Linked DNA regions of Homo sapiens: region 1 is linked to region 2. A link is an interaction called in ENCODE POLR2A ChIA-PET data of the cell type or tissue named here. Cell type or tissue: OCI-LY7. All regions are shown on one strand.

Evidence for each region. ChIA-PET counts read pairs that join two places held together with the same protein. Peaks named below come from ENCODE experiments on the same cell type or tissue, not always from the same donor. Only the 100,000 strongest peaks of a DNase experiment are listed, where the experiment ranks them.
Region 1: POLR2A ChIA-PET joins it to region 2 with 13 read pairs; 4 of 35 experiments call an interaction of 5 or more read pairs at or near these places.

What each region holds. Positions count from the first base shown.
Region 1 is chr20:5,995,578-5,998,077 of GRCh38, forward strand. It overlaps MCM8 (minichromosome maintenance 8 homologous recombination repair factor), which reads left to right. Exons shown (of 19, transcript NM_032485.6): 19 at 1-2,500. All of the region lies in intron 3 of MCM8-AS1 (MCM8 antisense RNA 1), which reads right to left. Among named protein-coding and RNA genes, the nearest start is that of MCM8-AS1, 9.0 kb to the right of the region's middle. In OCI-LY7, no CTCF peak of the experiment used is centred here; a DNase peak (open chromatin) is centred at 1,394.
Region 2 is chr20:5,797,187-5,799,686 of GRCh38, forward strand. The region is part of intron 2 of SHLD1 (shieldin complex subunit 1); the gene reads left to right. Among named protein-coding and RNA genes, the nearest start is that of SHLD1, 48 kb to the left of the region's middle. RefSeq lists an enhancer at 937-1,136. In OCI-LY7, no CTCF peak of the experiment used is centred here; a DNase peak (open chromatin) is centred at 1,025; H3K4me3 peaks cover 1,052 bases; H3K27ac peaks cover 2,500 bases.

The DNA.
Region 1 (2,500 bases), 200 kb after region 2:
CAAAAAAGAAGTTGCATACAAAGACATCTGATTGAAAAAGGGTATGTTATATGCCCCTTTCATAGGCTGCTAGGGAGTTTTCCTGGTTCTACTTTCAGGTGGTGGGATCAATAAGACCAGAATTTCTCATATGTTGTGAGAGGATTCAAATGTTACAGGGTTGCCAGCCAAACTATCAATCATGTATAAATCCAACAAACACTTTGTAACATACAAGAACTCAGGAAATGTGAACCATTGTTGGAGAATCTACTAAAATACGGCTTCCCGCAAACGAAGATGAATGGAAAATGTAAATAAAAAGAACTGGCAGTGTATATCAGATGTTTAACTATAGGACCAGAACTAAGATGTGGAGACTATTGCCATAGACCACAATGTAAATTTTTAAGTGAGGAAGGAAAAATCAGGAATCAAAAGGGGCCAGGTGCAGTGGCTCACATCTATAATCCCAGAGCTTTGGGAGTTCGAGGCAGGAGGATCACTTGAAGCCAGTTTTGAGACCAGCCTATGCAACACATTGAGACCCTATCTCTACAAAAAATAGATTAGCTGGGCACGGTGGTGCATGCCTATTGTCCTACCTACTGTGGAGGCTGAAGTAGGAAATCACTTGAGCCCGAGAGTTTGAGGTTACAGTGAGCTATGATTATACCACTGCACTCCAGCCTGGGCAAGAGAGCAAGACCTTGTCTCTTAAAGAAAAAAAAAAAAAATGGAGAAAGTAGATAGTAGTATAAATATAGTGAAGTCTTTAAAAGCTAGGAGTTAAAAGATATTTAAAGCAAATAACTCAGGCATGGTGGTGTGTGCCTGTAGTCCCAGCCACTAAGGAGGCTGAGGCAGGAGAATCACTTGAACCCGGGAGGCAGAGGTTGCAGTGAGCCAAGATCGTACCACTGCACTCCAGCCTGGGCAACAGAGTGAGACTCTTTCTCCAAACTAAATAAGAGATATTTAAAGCTGAAAAAAAATCTATTAATAGAATTTAAAACATTTCACAAAAGTCAACACATAAATAATATCAACCAAAATAAAGTGGTAGACAGAAGAGAAAATATACTAATTTATTGTTCAAAGAGGAAAATAAGTCTCAAAGGTTAAGGCTATTATATAAATTTATTTTTAAAAAGACATAAACCTACATTTTCAGAAGAAGAAGTTCCATGTTTCCTTAGATTATGTATTTAGCATCCATTAATCACAGGGCCAAACTAACAACAAAAGTTGTTTAGCTTTCCCTTACAATCCAGCTTTTATGGGTGTGCAAACATCACATTACAGTCCCTCCAACCACAAACCCCAACATATAGTATTTCACTTCCTGCCCAATAGTGGGTGTCCCCACACCTTTCAACCACTGTAGCAACAAAGCTCTGGCCTAGGCTTTTCACTTGCTTCTTTACTGCCTGACTGACTTTGGTGTTTCCTCATGTGGCCTGGTGTGGCATGGCACGCCCTCTTGGGAGATGAAAGTAATCTTCCATAGGCAATTGTTTCTGTGTCACCATTGCTGATTAAAACAAATCCTAAGTACAAATGTCAGAACAGAAACATGCAAAGCAAGAAAACATTACATCATGAAAGTTTCTTTTTTTTTCTTTTTTCTTTTTTTTTTTTTTTTGAGACAGAGTTTTGCTCTTTTTGCTCAGGCTGGAGTACAGTGGCGCGATCTTGGTTCACCGCAACCTCCGCCTCCTGGGTTCAAGCGTTTCTCCTGCCTCAGCCTCCCAAGTAGCTGGGATTATAGGCATGTGCCACCATGGCTAATTTTGTATTTTTAGTAGAGACGGGGTTTCTCCATGTTGGTGAGGCTGGTTTTTAACTCCCGAACTCAGGTGATTGCCTGCCTCGGTCTCCCAAAAAGTGCCGGGATTACAGGCGTGAGCCATTGTGCCCAGCCAAAAGTTTCTTTTTCAAGAGATGGTGGTCTTGCCATGTTGTCCAGTATGGACTTGAACTACTCAGCTCAAGCAGTCCTCCCACCTCAGCCTCCTGAATAGCTGAGACTACAGGCATGCACCACTACACCTGGCTGCGAGATGAAATTTTAAGAGATGGGGGTCTTGTTCTGTCGCCCAGGCTGGAGTGCAGTGACATGATCAAGCCGTGATCTCCTGGGCTCAAGCAATCCTCCTACCTCAGCCTCCTGAGTAGCTGGAACTACAGGAATGCAACACCATGCCCAGCTAATTTTGATTTTTAGTAGAGATGAGGTCTTCCTTTGTTGCCCAAGCTGGTCTCAAACTCCAGGGCTTCCTGAGTAGCTGAGACTACAGGTGTGAGCCACCATGCCCAGCCTCCTCTCTTTTCCAATATTGTGTTAAGTAAATTGTATTGGTGGTAATCAACTTGATCATTTCATTTTTAGGATAGAGATATCAAGGTGAGGGTATAACTGAACGAGAAGAGGAATAAACACCACCCTGTGATTGATGGATCTTTATAGCTCTCCTTTGATAAAGAAGGGAAATATCGTACTTACATTAGCATGTTATAG
Region 2 (2,500 bases):
GAATTAGGAAAGGAAAGAGGGAGAGGGGAGCAAGGGAGTGATTAGTATGCTTACATTTTATACTCTTGTGAGGATTAAGAATAATGTGTGTGGGCTGGGCACAGTGGCTCATGCCTGTAATCCCAACACTTTGGGAGCCTGAGTTAGGAGGATGGCTTGAGCTCTGGAGTTCAAGATCAGCCTGGGCAACATAGTGAGACCCCATCTCTACAAAATATAAACAAAATAAGCTGGGCATGGTGACGAGTGCCTGTAGTCCCAGCTACTCAAGAGGCAGAGGTGGGAGGATTGCTTGAGTCCTGGAGGTCAAGGCTGCAAGTGAGCTATGAACATACCACTGCACTCCAGTCTGAGTGACAGAGCTAGACTCCATCTCAAAAAAGAAGAAGAAGAATATGTGTGAAGTCCCATATAGTCCCAGTCCCAGCACACTGTCCCTACTTACTTACTAGACACAGTATTATAGTATCTGTGACAGTGATGGGCATGTAAAATTGTATGTTTAGTCAAATCATATTTGACTGGAGACATGTCTAACTTGTTTAATAAGTCACATTTATAATGCCTTTGCTACTCATGAACATCCAGTCACTTGATTTCACTGATACCTGCAGTCCTAGGCTTGCCAGTGTCCCAGGCCTCTTTGTTCACTATTTCCTGGGCTACTGCTTAGGCTCTATGCCTATTATACATGTAGATATGACCCTCTGTTCTCTGTCATCAACAGCAGTTGAATCAGAGGCCTTGTTTTGGTTATCTCTTGCTGCCTAACTACCCCAAAATTTAGTGGTGTGGAACAACAACCATTATGTTCTCTCTCACAATTTTGTGGGTTGATGTGCTTCAGCTGAGTGGTTCTTATGGTCCATGTGATATTGGCTGGGGCTGCAGTCACTTGGGGGCTTGAATGGTCTGGAATGTTCAAGGCTGCTCATTCACATGGCTGATAGTTGATGCTAGTCATCAGCTGGGAGCCCAGCTGGGCTGTCAGCTGAAGTGGCCACCTGTGGTCTCTCCATGCCCATGTGGCTCAGGCTTCTGACAACATGGTGGCTGAGTTCTGAGAGGGGAAATCGCAAGAGTGAGCCTTCCAAGAGAAGAAAAGTAGAAACTCTCAGTTCTCTTTTTTTTTTTTTGAGACGAAGTCTTTCTGTCACCCAGGCTAGAGTGCAGTGGCGTGATCTCGGCTCACTGCCAGCTCCGCCTCCCGGGTTCACACCATTGTCCTGCCTCAGCCTCCTGAGTAGATGGGACTACAGGCGCCTGCCACCATGTCTGGCTAATTTTTTGTATTTTTAGTAGAGACAGGGTTTCACCGTGTTAGCCAGGATGGTCTCAATCTCCTGACCTTGTGATCCGCCCGCCTCGGCCTCCCAAAGTGCTGGGATTACAGGCGTAAGCCACTGCGCCTGGCCTAACATTTTAGTTTTCTTTTTTTTTTTTTTTTTTGAGACGGAGTCTTACTCTGTCGCCCAGGCTGGAGTGCAGTGGCGAGAGCTCGGCTCACTGCAAGCTCCGCCTCCCAGGTTCACGCCATTCTCCTGGCTCAACCTCCAGAGTAGCTGGGACTACAGGCACCCACCACCGTGCCCGGCTAATTTTTTTGTATTTTTAATAGAGATGGGGTTTCACCGGGTTAGCCAGGATGGTCTCGATCTCCTGACCTCGTGATCCGCCCACCTCAGCCTCCCTCAGTTCTCTTAAAAACTAGCCTCAGCCAGTTGTGGGGGCTCATGCCTGTAATCCCCATACTTTGGAAGGCCAAGGTGGGTGGATCACTTGAGCCCAGGAGTTTGAGACCATTTGTGAGTCTCTACATGGCAACATGGCAAAACCCCGTCTCTACAAAAAAATACAAATACAAAAATTAGCCAGGCATGGTGGCGTTCACTTGTAGTCCTAGCTACTCAGGAGGCTGAGGTGGGAGGATCACCTGAGCCTGGGAGGCGGAGGTTGCAGTGAGTCGTGATTGCACCACTGCACTCTAGCCTGGATGACTGAGCGAGACTCTGTCTCAGAAAAAAAAAAAAATTAAAGGCTAGCCTCACTTCTGTTGCATTCCCTCCCCTCCCCTCCCCTATTCTCTCTCTCTCGCTCTCTCTCTTTCTTGCTTTCTTTCTCTCTTTCTTTTTGAGCCAGGGTCTCACTTTGTCCCTGAGGCTGTAGTGCATTGGCACCATCTTGGCTCACTGCGGCCTCAACTTCCCGGGTTCAAACAATCCTCCTATCTTGGCCCCCCAAGTAGCTGAGACTACAGACATGCACCACCATGCCTGGCTAATTTTTTTTTTTTTTTTTTTTTTTTTTGGAGAGACAGGGTTTTGCCATGTTGCCCAGGCTGGTCTCAAAACTCCTGAGCTCAAGCAATTTGCTCACCTTGGCCTCCCAAAGTGCTGGGATTACAGGTGTGAGCCACCGCGCCCAGCCTTCTGTTATCACAGGCCAGCTCAAATTCAAAGAGTGAAGGAATTGACTCAGCTCTTGATGAGAGATTGGCATG